2 separate regions of the Homo sapiens genome follow, and region 2 is linked to region 1. Evidence: chromatin contacts called from ENCODE Hi-C or POLR2A ChIA-PET data. All regions are on one chromosome and are shown on one strand. Each heading gives the region's core, a stretch centred on a gene start or an enhancer-like site at or near the end of the contact. The rest is flanking DNA. Distances are from core to core; before and after follow the strand shown. Region 1 holds the start of RIPOR3 (RIPOR family member 3). Region 2 overlaps PARD6B (par-6 family cell polarity regulator beta).

Evidence for each region. Hi-C counts contacts between places; a loop is a spot of excess contacts on that map. ChIA-PET counts read pairs that join two places held with the same protein, here RNA polymerase II (POLR2A). Pooled maps may share reads with other maps.
Region 2: a pooled map shows a loop between it and region 1 (2.0-fold over the local background). The contact joins the enhancer-like site here to the promoter of RIPOR3 in region 1. A Hi-C loop is called at or near these places in 9 of 168 maps with a recorded cell type or tissue (A673, Caco-2, G401 and 6 more) and 5 of 50 pooled maps. POLR2A ChIA-PET finds 5 or more read pairs at or near these places in 19 of 52 experiments (AG04450, B cell, BJ and 13 more).

The regions. Positions count from the first base shown.
Region 1 is chr20:50,688,378-50,694,647 of GRCh38, reverse strand. RIPOR3 (RIPOR family member 3) reads left to right here and starts at 3,106. Exons shown (of 22, transcript NM_001290268.2): 1 at 3,106-3,522. The coding sequence starts at 3,520. RefSeq lists an enhancer at 2,023-4,878.
Region 2 is chr20:50,740,638-50,746,907 of GRCh38, reverse strand. All of the region lies in intron 2 of PARD6B (par-6 family cell polarity regulator beta), which reads right to left. Among named protein-coding and RNA genes, the nearest start is that of PARD6B, 12 kb to the right of the region's middle. Within about 2 kb of position 2,292, at least 26 of the 41 ENCODE cell types and tissues checked have a DNase peak (open chromatin) inside an H3K27ac peak, as active enhancers do; they include A673, HCT116, PC-3 and 2 more, where a contact is called at or near this core.

The DNA of each region.
Region 1 (6,270 bases), core at 1,857-4,356:
CCTGTAATCCCAGCTGTTCAGGAGGCTGAGCGGGGAGAATCGCTTGAACCCGGGAGGCAGATGTTGCAATGAGCTGAGATTGCACCACTGTACTCTGCCTCCTGAGCTCAAACAATCCTCCCACCTCAGCCCCCTCAAGTAGCTGGAGCTACAGGTGAAAGCCACCACGCTCAGCTAATTATTGCTTTGTACTTTTTTTTTTTTTTTTTGAGATGGAGTTTTGCTCCTGTTGCCCAGGCTGGAGTGCAATGGTGCAATCTCAGCATACTGCATCCCCCACCTCCTGGGTTCAAGAGATTCTCCTGCCTCAGCCTCCTGAGTAGCTGGGATTACAGGCATGTGCCACCACTCCCGGCTAATTTTGTATTTTTAGTAGAGACAGGGTTTCTCCATGTTGGCCAGGCTGATCTCGAACTCCCAACCTCAGGTGATCTGCCCTCCTCGGCCTCCCAAAGTGCTGGGATTACAGGCGTGAGCCACTGCGCCCGGCCTTTTTTTTGTACTTTTATTAAATATGGGGTTTCACCATGTTGCCCAGGCTGGTCTTGAACTCTTGAGGTTAAGCGATCCGTCTGCCTTGGCCTCCGAAAGTGCTAGGATTACAGGTGTGAGCCCCCATGCTCAGCCTGTTTCTTTCTTTCTTTTAATTATTATTATTTTATTTTATTAATTTAAAAAATAGAGACAGGGTCTCACTATGTTGCCCAGGCTGGTTTCAAACTCCTGCCCTCAAGCAGCCCTCTCACCTCAGGCTCCCAAAGTGCTGAGATTACAGGAGCATGAGCCACTGCTTCCTGCAGAATGCTGTTTATTTCTGACCTGACCTATGGTAGAATTATTTTAGTCCAAGGAAGCAAACGGTTGGGATGAAATTTTCTCCACATAGGGGTGCAATGTCCCCAAAGAAGATAGATGGGTCGGGTGCGGTGGCTTATGCCTGTAATCCCAGCACTTTGGGAGGCCAAGACAGGCAGATCACTTTAGGTCAGGGGTTAGAGACCAGCCTGGCCAACATGGTGAAAAGCAGTCTCTACTAAAAATACAAAAATTAGCCAGGCGTGGTGGCAGGCACCTGTAATCCCAGCTACTTGGGAAGCTGAGGCAGGAGAATTGCTTGAACCTGGGAGGTGGAGGTTGCAGTGAGCCAAGATCGTGCCACTGCACTCCAGCCTGGGAAACAGAGCGAGACTCCGTTTAAATAAAAAATAAAACACATTTTTTAAAAAGAAGGAAGATGGCTGGGACAAAAGTAACAGACCAATCTATTCTCACTTTTAGAAATGAAAGGATTACAGGTAAAAGCGTCACTCCCAAACTCTTTTCCCAGAGGTAGCAACTCAGTTTGGTTTACATCCTTCCAGCCTGTCTTGCTGTCTAAGTGTTTCCACAGTGTTTCATTTTATGTGTGTAAAGGGGGAATGTTACACAATCAGCATTCTACCAAATGTATCATGCTGACCCCCTTTTCACTCAGTAATATGTCTTGGAGATCCACCTCTGCTCTTCAATACAGACATAGCTCTTTTAAAACTGCTGGCTAAGCTGACACAGTGGCTCATGCCTGTAATCCTAGCACTTTAGGAGAACAAGATGAGAGGATCACATGAGGCCAAGAGTTTGAGTCCAGCCTGGTCAACATAGTGAGACACCATCTTTATTTTTAAAAATAAAAAAATAAGAAAAAAAAGTACCTTGCTGCCTCATCCCAACCTGGGAAACATGGCAAGACCCTGACTCTACAAAAAATGTTTTAAAAAAATTAGCCAGGCATGGTGGGTCACGTCTCTGGTCCCAGCTGCTTGGGAGGCTGAGGCAGGAGGATTGCTTGAGCCCAGCAGATGGAGGTTGCAGTGAGCTGAGATCACACCACTGTACTTCAGCCTGGATGACAGACAAGGCCCATTGTCAGGAAACAAAAAACAAAAAACCGCTGCCTGATGTACCATATCTTTCACATCTTGTTCAAGCAGTCATTATTGGATGAGCATTTCAGTTATTTCCCATCATTTCCTATGATAAGCAGCTCTCAGCAAGCATCTCTGTGCCTGTCTCCTGTGCACAGGCATAAGTAGTAGGAGACCCTCATCTCTGGTTTTCAGAGGTCTTTGCCAAATTACCCTTCAGAGTCTGTGTGTGTGCTTTAATGGGGAGGGGTGTCCGTTCCTGTTCTTTGGTGCTGTTTATTTCTGGTTTCTTTTCCACACTAGCTGCAGAGTGGAAAGGAGCCAAGGCGAGGGAGAGAAATCTGTCTCTAGGTGTTCCAAGGCCCTGGATGTGCCACAGGGCTGGCCTCCCCTCCGGAGGCGGTAAATGGCTGCTTTGTTCTTGGGTCCGTCCCTGAGCAGAATCAGGACGCAGAGATGTGTCAAGTGGACAAAAGAAATTGTGCACATCACCAAGCCTGGATCCCACCCCTTGACCTGGAGAAACTGTTAACTTTGTAGGAGTCGCACACACACCAGTGTGACTGGGCAAGGGGCGAGCGCCCACCCCGAACCCTGAAATAATTAAGTTATACAAAAGAAAAAAAAACATAACAAAAGAGCCTGACCCTCACTAATGGATGTAAAGGAAAGAACCAAGCTGACTCTCAATCTAGGAGAAGTGGGAGGCGCAAAGGGGGAAAGGGGCTTGGGGGAAACCCAGGACGGAAGGAAGGGGTGTGCAATGGATCAGATCTGGACTGAAGAGGCGGACAGATGGGAAAGGGGAAAGAAAGGAGGGAAAGGAGAAAGAGTGAGGAAGGGGCTGGAGGAAAGTGACAAGGTAAGAAGAGGAAGGAGAGGGCTGGAGGAGGGAGGGGGTGGCCAAGAGCAGTTTAGGAGGGGTAGGCTGCGTCCCAGTCTGTTTGTGATTAGCACGCAGCCTGGTGCAGAATGGAGTAAACAGAAACTTCCAGGCGTCCCCTCCGCCCCTCTCTGAGGCAAAGCAGAAATCAGATGCTCTGTGATTAATCGTGGAGGATTCAGGACACGACCACAAACGCTGTGCGGACTTGAAATTAGCTGCCTTTTCCCAGTCCCCTTGCCAAAATGGGAGTGGGGGGTGGGACGTGAAGGGGTGGGGGCCCCGCCTGCTGGGGGCCAGCATGGAATTCCCCCCGGCAGAGCTGGGAGTGACACTGACAAGCAATCGGCCGCGTCCAGAGCAGCAGGCGGCATCCGGGGGGAGCGGGGCCGGCTGGGGGGCCCCAGGAGGGCTTCCTGGAACCCCAGCTCCATGGCCGCCTGCACCCTGACACAGGCCAGATAAGAGTCCCGGCTGCATTATCAGAGCCCGGCAGGGCACCGGCCTCCCTGCACCAGAAGGAAGACTCGGGGCGCAGCAGGTCCTCAAGGCGATCTTCCCAGAGAGCGGGACCAGCGGCTGGTGGCCAGTGTGGATGGAATTTGCAGAGCCCTAGCTCGAGTCCGGGAGTCCCGGGCCAGATGGGAGCAGACGCTTGCTGGCGGCAATAGGGAAAGTGAGGCAGCTGCAAGGAGGGCGGCGGGACTGCACTCGAGTGTCCAGACCTGCTCGATGGTGAGTGTGAAGTGACTGCTCCCCATGTGTGCCGTGACGCCGCCTTGTGTGGACAGACTTCTGGAGCTGGGGGTGACAGGAGGAGGCAGCCGTTCCTCACAGGCCACCTGGAGCTCCCAAGGCCGGAGGAGGGAACCTGGGTTGAGGCTGAGATGGGATGGCGGTATCGTGCTGTGTGGCCTTAGGCAAGTTATTTGCCCTCTGCAGGCCTCCATTTGTCCGTTTCTAAAACAGTGGTTGAACTAGGTGATCTTTAAGAGATTCTCATGATGACAGCTATTCCTTGTGTATCTGCTATACGCCAGGCACTGTGTAGGCATTTTTGAAGCGTCGGCTCGGGAAATCCCGGTAAGCCCCCTGCAGGGTAAGTATTATTGGTGTCCTCATTGTACCCTGAGGAAACAGCAGCTGGGCGAAGTGAAGTGACTTGCTGAGGTCACACAGCCGGTCAGTGGCAGAAACGAAAAAAGACCTAGGTTTTTCTGACTTGCTTTGGCTAAACTCTCCTGTACACCCCCAGTATTCTGTATTCTGTGCTCCATGGTTCTGCAATTATCCCAAGCAGCAGGGGTGAAGGAGAAGGAGGTATGGATGGAGCATTACCTGCAGGAAGGAGGCAGAGGTGGGACAGAAGGAGTGACAGGCTGACACTGGCAAGCAGCCTTTTACTCTCTAAAGGATGTGTCAGCCCAGGGTGGAGGCTGGCTGCCCTGGGATGGGGCAGGGGCTCCAGGCTTGAACGAAGAGTGCCCAGTGCAATTTCCTAGATTTGCTGCCTTGTCGTAGGAGGCTCCTGGGGGCATGAGAGAAGAGGGTTAATATGTCAGAGGTGGAGAGAGCTGGGGGCAGGGAGACTGGCATATGCCTCAACTAGGTTTTGTTCCAATTTTATTTTGCCTTTGCAGAAAATCTGTTTCGAATCACTCTGGGCCCGTGCAGTGTTTTTGGATGAAACAGAATTGTGAAACGCATACAGCGCTTTCCACATGCCTCCCCTGGGGGGAATCACATATTAATATTATCGTAAGCTATTTGCATATATATCCCTGCAGCTGTGGCTGGCAGCAGCCAAGAGATAAGAGACAGATAAAGTCAGCTCGTGTCTCCCTGGCACGGAAAGGGAGGGTGCAGGTTACACTCAAGGGCCAGGAAACACACAGCAGGTGGGGAATCCCTGGGGTTCCAGGCATCGGGCCAGAGTGAAAGGTCCCAGCACCCAGATGTGGCCTTTTCTTTTTTCTTCCCTTGGAAAATTCCATCCCAAAGCAGCTCTGTACTGATCCAGGCCTCCTTTCCTTTCAGGGACTGGCTGTGAACCCCCCACCACCCACCTTGGGGACAAGTCAGCCCTGAGTTGTGGTCTCAGATCTGGGAGCAACTTGTCCAGAAGCCCCCCCAGTCCCAGGTAAACTGGGACAATTGGTCACCCTACCCAGTTCCACCCTGGATTTTCTCTGTGACCTTGAGCAAGTCACTTCCCTTCTCTCAGCTTCCTCGTCTTTAAAACAAAGGGACTATTTCAGGAAACCTCTAAAATCTCTCCGCAACCCTGAGATTCCATGAGTCTGGTTGAAGAGCGCTTAAGTTCCGAACTGAGAACTTAAGCGTCTGAGAGTAAGATGTCTGAGAGTAAGATCAAGTTTGGAGTGAGGCTGGGCGCGGTGGCTCACGCCTGTAATCTCAGCACTTTGAGAGGCCAAGGCAGGCGGATCACCTGAAGTCAGGTGTTTGAGACTAGCCTGGCCAACATGGTGAAACCTCATCTCTATTAAAAATACAAAAATTAGCTGGCCGTGGTGGTGCGTGCCTATAGTCCCAGCTACTTGGGAGGCTGAGGCAGGAGAATCACTTGAACTGGGGAGGGAGAGGTGCAGTGAGCTGAGATCGTGCCACTGCACTCCAGCCTGGCCAACAGAACGAGACTTCGTCTCAAAAAAAAAAAAAAAAAAAAAAGAAGTTTGGAGAGGAGTAAATCTCCCCACCACTTCCCTAGAGAAGTCCAGGATGGTACTGGAGGAGGCGGGAATGAAGGTGGACTTGGGGAAAAGGACTGATGGCCTGTGGTACCACCTGCATGGGTGTCGGTTGTAACAACCCTATGGCCCTGCAGCTTCTGAGGTGCCTAATGGGTTGTTGAAAGCGTATCATGATTTTGTGGCTCAGCGTTTGTGCTAAGTGATTTGGCCCAGATGCCCACTGGTTGCTGAGGTTTTCCCCATCAGAACCTCAGTGCTCCCCCCAGGGTCCCCCAGTTCATCCTGGGGAGCTCCAAAGGGGTATTTCGAGTGCCTTTGTGAACCAGTCTCTAGTTTTATTCATCCTTCCTGCTTCCTCTTTCCTCTGAGGCCATTTGGAGATGCTTCCCTGCCCAGCACAGCAGCGTCCATGGTGCCATCTCTGTAAACTCCCAAAGCTTCCCGCTGTTTAGTGCTTGAGATACCCTGGGTTCTGGGCAGATGTGAAGAGAATGGCTTCCTCCTCAGTTCGGTGATATTCTTTGCCATGTTGTCCCCAGACAGAGGTGTGCTGGAGGCAGCTTGTGCCAGCTTGTGAAAGCTGATTGTCAGATTTTCAGGAATTAGGTGAACGGGTTGCTAAACACACCATTGTTAAAAATTAAATTATATGAACTTACAATTCAATAAATTCTATGAAAAACAAAGGTAGTCAAGGCTGAGTGTGGTGACTCATGCATGTAATTCCAGCATTTTGGGAGGCTGAGACAGGAGGATCATTTGAGCCCAAGAG
Region 2 (6,270 bases), core at 1,043-3,542, 53 kb before region 1:
TCTGGTAATGTGTTTTCTCAAAATCATACATATTTGTGTTTTAAAACAATCAATAAGGAAAGCCTATATAACATTTATAAGGGAAATTCCAGACCATATAAACTGAGAACAGTATTACGTTGCCTACATACCTACTCATGGGAAACCTAACCAAAATAAACTCCAAATCTGCATAATTTGGCATCACATCCAGACTCCATTTGAATGCTCTCTGCTAAATTCTCAAAAGCAATATGCCCCAGTACAAAGCCACCTTTGTTCTCCCATCTAGCTAATCAGTTTCCAGCCACTGGGAAAGAAAATATTTTGGCAGAAAGCCAGGGTTCAGGGTGTTAAAGTGTAAAGGTGAATGTCCACAAGGAATTGGAGTTGACTTTCTACCTGAACACTATCAGAGCATTAAACTCAGAATGAGATGGAAAGTTTGAAAACTTGATCATAGCAACTGTCCACTTGTATAAATTCACTTATGCAACAGTACATGATATGGGCTGATACAGCAGCACCGCATTTATCCCAAGCCTTTTCTTCAGCCAATGATCTCGGCTAACTGAACAGACAAGGATCCACCTAGAAGGCCTCCAAATAGTCAAACTGGATGTCTTACTTTCTTACACACAAATAGTGGCTGTTCTTCACTTATCCTGCAGGGCTTCCCTCTGAACCTCTTACTCTTTAAACATTAATTCTGAAAAGCCTAGTAATCTCATTCCTTTGCTCATAGAGGGTCATAAACCACACATTCAGAGCAAAGGGTAAGGATCCATTTGTGGGTGGCAGGCAGATGTAAGACATAAAAGCTTCACAGTGAGTAAAAAGCAAATCTAGAAAAAAAAAAAAACTTCTACATAAGCTCCATCAGTATCCCCATACAGTAACAAAACAGCAACCATTATAGTACAGCCATCAACAAAGTTCAAGATTATGCCCCACTTGAAGATCAGAGGAAGAAATCAAATAATGAAATAATGTTTTAAAATGTTCTAATCCAGGGGTTGACAACCGTTTTCTGTCAAGAGTCAGACAGTAAATGTCTAGGTATTACAGGCTATATAATCACTCTTGTAAAAGCAGCCACAGACAATCCATAAAATATTATGTGGCCAGGCATGATGGCTCATGCCTGTAATCCCAGCACTTTGGAAGGGCGAGGTGAGAGGACTGCTTCAGCTTAGTAGTTTAAGACCAGCCTGGGTAACATAGCAGGACCCTGTCTCTACAAAAATAATTTTAAAAATTAGCTGGGCATGGTGGTTTGTTTGTGCCTGTAGTCCAAGCTACTTGGGAGGCTGAAGTGGGAGGATCACTTGAGCCTGAGAGGTCGAAGCTGAAGTACGCTAAGATGGCACCACTGCACTCCAATCTGGGCAATGGTGAGACCCTGTTCCAAGAAAATTTTATATGCAAAAGCAGCCAACAGGCCTTAGTTTGCCAACTCTTGCTCTAATATAAAATGGTTAAATGAGATAGATCTGGCAACTTTTTTTTTTTTTTTTGAGACGGAGTTTCGCTCTAGAGTGCAATGACACGATCTCGGCTCACTGCAACCTCCACCTCCTGGGTTCAAGCGATTCTCCTTCCTCAGCCTCCCGAGTAGCTGGGATTACAAGCATGCACCACCATGCCCGGCTAATTTTTGTATTAGAGACAGGGTTTCACCATGTTGGTCAGGCTGGTGGCGAACTCCTGACGTTGGGCGATCCGCCCACCTTGGCCTCCCAAAGTGCTGGGATTACAGGCGTGAGCCACTGCGCCCAGCCAGATCTGGCAACTTTAAAAAGATTAAATATCACTTAAAGCAAATTAGATATTCAAATTTTGCAGACCCCTTCATTCCTAATACAGAAAAATTAATCACCAAATATTTAACGAACACTGACTATGTGCCAGGAATTGTGCTCTGTGGTACAGATTTGGTGAATAAAATAGGTATGGTGTCTACTTTCGTGGTGCTTACAATCTAAAAGAGGAGATGGCAACTAACAAATAATTTCAAATACTCTAAGTAAATTATAACAAAGGTGCTGAGAGCTATAAGCACACCATGCTGGGGAAGTATGTAAAGGGGACCTGGCCTGGCTTGTAGGAGTAAGGCAAGGCTTCTCCAGGGAAGTGATTCTGTGAGGAAAACCAGCCAGGGGCTAATAGTAGAAGGCAAGAAGAATGTTCCAGGCACAGGACTCGACAATATCCAGAAGAGGGAGGGCCAGACAAAGAAATCCAATACAGCTAGAACAGAGGGTGAAAAGCAGGAGGGAGGGAGGGAGGGAGGGAGTCAGGAGCTGAGTCAGAGGCAGCCAGGGGCCAAACAGACAAACAGGGCCTCCTGGGAAGTACCAAAGTTTACAGACTTTAGCCTAAGGGCAAAGGGAAGAAAATCAAGGATTTTAAGGGAAGACAGTGATAGTGAACTCATTTGGTTTTTCTACAAAGCTCACTCCGGCTGCAGGCTGGAGAAGGACGTGGAGGGGGAGGACAAGAAGCTACTGCAGCCAGCGCAGTGCAGTGGGTCACACTTGTAATCCCAGCACTTTGGCAGGCCGAGGTGGGCGGATTACCAGAGGTCGGGAGTTCGCAAGCAGCCTGACCAACATGGAGAAACCCCATCTCTACTAAAAATACACAATTAGCCAGGCATGGTGGCGCATGCCTGTAATCCCACCTACTCGGGAGGATGAGGCAGGAGACTCACTTGAACCCAGGAGGCGGAGGTTGCCGTGAGACGAGATCACGCCATTGCACTCCAGCCTGGGCAACAAGAGCGAGACTGCTTCTCAGAAAAAAAAAAAAAAAAAAAAAAAAGAAGCTACTTCAGTAAATTTGGATGGCACCTGGCCTGGAGCAGAGGACATGGAAATGGGGAGACAAATCTGAAAAATAACTAGAACACAGTTTTAATAGGCTTGGTGACTGACTAAAAAATAGGTATGTGTCAAAGGTGACACCCACGTTTCTGTTGTGAGTAACTGGTGTCACATACTGAGATGTTACTCCACAATTTCTTTTTTTTTTTTTTTTTGAGACGGAGTCTCGCTCTGTCGCCCAGGCTGGAGTGCAGTGGCGCGATCTAGGCTCACTGCAAGCTCCGCCTCCTGGGTTCATGCCATTCTCCTGCCTCAGCCTTCCGAGTAGCTGGGACTACAGGCGCCCACCACCAAGCCCGGCTAATTTTTTTGTATTTTTAGTAGAGACACGGTTTCACCATGCTAGCCAGGATGGTCTCGATCTCCTGATCTTGTGATTCGCCCGCCTCGGCCACCAAAAATGCTGGGATTACAGGCTGTAATTTATTTTTTTCATTTCTGGGCCATATCTTTTGTTAAAACTATAATTTACAATTTACTACTAAAATGTATATTCCTTAGACAACTTTAAACCCTGATTCATAAAAATGTAACCTTAAAAGACACCTACAAAATAATGTCCAATGCACAAAATCTAAGAGATGATTTAGATGCCCAGTTACCAGCATCTGGGCCACAAAGTCACATCTGTGTAAGGGCATGCCCTATGAGAGACAAAGTTTAAAGCAAAGCCTTTCTAGTGTTCCTAATAAAACGAGAATAAATCGAAGAGGTAAACATATGTGTCTGGTGTCAATCAAAAACAGACGGTGTTATAGCAAGAAGTCTGGATGTAGAGATTCTGACTAGATCTGGAGAGGGGTCTGTTCTGTAGCACATCAACAGATCCTCCACCTGGCTGATTATCAGGACTGGCTGGGAAGCTTTTAAAAATACACATTTCCCTGGCTGAATTCCAAACTGACAGGAATGACCTGAGTATTTTTAAAAGGCGCAAGCTTTAAATATTTTTTTAAAAATTTTTAGTGCACAGCAATAACCTCAACAATGAGAGCAGAAAGTCTATTCTGTACCTTCTCTTCCCCATCTCCCGAATCAATTAGGATAAACTCTAATACTCTTAACAGGGAATGGGGGATTGGGATCCTCTGCATGAAAATAACTTTTAAGATACCAGGTTTCTTGTGCTTTGTTTTTGCTCCCATGATAACTGCTCTAGGAATAGAGTATGGGGTTTTTCTTCTAACAATAAATTGTTATAAAAATTTTTCAAGATATCCAACAACACTATCTTAAACTTCAGACTATAAAGTAGTTTACACATTGAATTGTAAGCTTTCACTTTAAAGAAATTTTAGTAGAGTATCAGATGTTAAAAGATCACATAGTTTTAAATTTTAAAATGGTTTTGCAATTTGCTTTTCAAAAATCACTTGGGGGCCAGGCGCAGTGGCTCACACCTGTAATCCCAGCACTATGAGAGGCTGAGGAGGGTGGATCACCTGAGGTCAGGAGTTTGAGACCAGCCTGGCTAACGTCGTGAAACCGTGTCTCTACTGAAAACACAAAAATTAGCCGGGCATGGTAGCACACGCTTGTAGTCCCAGCTACTTGGGAGACTGAGGCAGGAGAATCGCTTGAGCCCAGGAGGTAGAGGCTGCAGTGAGCCGAGATCACACCACTGCACTCTAGCCTGGGCAACAGAGTAAGACTCTGTCTCAAAAAAAATAAAATAAAATAAAATAAAATAAATCACTTGGGGCCAGGCACGGCGGCTCCCACCTGTAAACCCAGCACTTTGGGAGGCCGAGGTGGGCGGATCACTTGAGGTCAGGAGTTTGAGAACAGTCTGGCCAACATGGCAAAACCCTGTCTCTACTAAAAATACAAAAATTAGCTGGGCGTGGTGGCACGCATCTGTAGTCCCAGCCACTCTGGAAGCTGAGGCACAAGAACCTGGGAGGCGGAGGTTGCAGTGAGTGGAGGTCACGCCCCTGCATTCCAGCCTGGGTGACAGAGCAAGACTTAAAACAAAACAAAACAAAACACCAGTACATATTAAGTGTAACTTCTGCCTTACTGATGCCTAACTGAAATCAAAAAGCAAACAGAAAATGTGCTGTAATCAAGCAGTAAAATGTAACTATACTTAATGTCATACTTTATATTAGTTCCTTGAATTAAATGTTCATTAAGGTTTACATAAAATCAGATTTCTAGTTAAGCATCTGCTCAACTTTGCTTAAAAGACAGAGTGCGGCCGGGCGCGGTGGCTCACGCCTGTAATCCCAGCACTTTGGGAGGCCGAGACGGGCGGATCACGAAGTCAGGAGATCGAGACCATCCTGGCTAACACAGTGAAATCCCGTCTCTACTAACAATACAAAAAAAAAAATTAGCCGGGTGTGTTGGCGGGCTCCTGTAGTCCCAGCTACTCAGAGGCTGAGGCAGGAGAATGGTGTGGAGCTTGCAGTGAGCCGAGATCGCGCCACTGCACTCCAGCCTGGGGGACAGAGCTAGACTCCGTCCCCACTCCACAAAAAAAAGAGTGCATGCATTATAGTACACTAAGTAAGTCTGCCAGATTTAGATGCTGCGACCTGATGGTAAACCAGACAGACAGGAAACAAGTTAACATATTCTTAAATAAGATATTTCCAGGTCTTCAGAGGATGATGTGGTAAAGGTGGGAAGGTGGAGGGCTTTAGTTAGGGTAGTCAGAAGAGACTCCTCTGACAAACTTATCTGAGCTAAGCAGGAGGAGGCAGACGTGGGAAGAACCGAGGGTGAAGTGTCCTTAAGAATAACCAAGCATAAGAGCACAGAAACAGAAACAAGCTAACGGCTGGGTGCAGTGGCTCACACCTGTAATCCCAGAACACTTCGAGGCCAAGACGGGTGGATCACCTGAGGTCAGGAGTTCGAGACCAGCCTGGCCAACATGGTGACACCCCATCTCTACTAAAAATACAAAAATTAGCCAGGCATGGTGGCATGCACCTGTAGTCTCAGCTACTCAGGAGGCTGAGGCAGGACAATCACTTGAACCTGGGAAGCAGAGGTTGCAGTGAGCCGAGATTGCACCACTGCACTCCAGCCTGGGTGACAGAGCAAGACTCCATCTCAAAAAAAAAAAAAAAAAGAAACAAGCTCATCAAGTCTGAGGAACAGGAAGGAAGCCAGTGTGGCTGACTGTGATGAGGGAGTGAGAGAATGAGGGAAGATGAGGTTGGGAAGTCCAAATCAGAAGGGATTTTATTCTGGTTGCAATGGGAAATCATCAGAGGGTTTTAAGCAGGAATGAACTGACTACCTACTTTCATTTTTGCTAAAGTCATATTTGTATTAAATTTATATTTTTAAAATCTAAAATATTTCTGTTGAATTGCCTATTTCTAAATCAAATTCTAAGGGCTATCAATTATATTGGACATTTTACCATTAATAAATAGAAAACATTTGCACA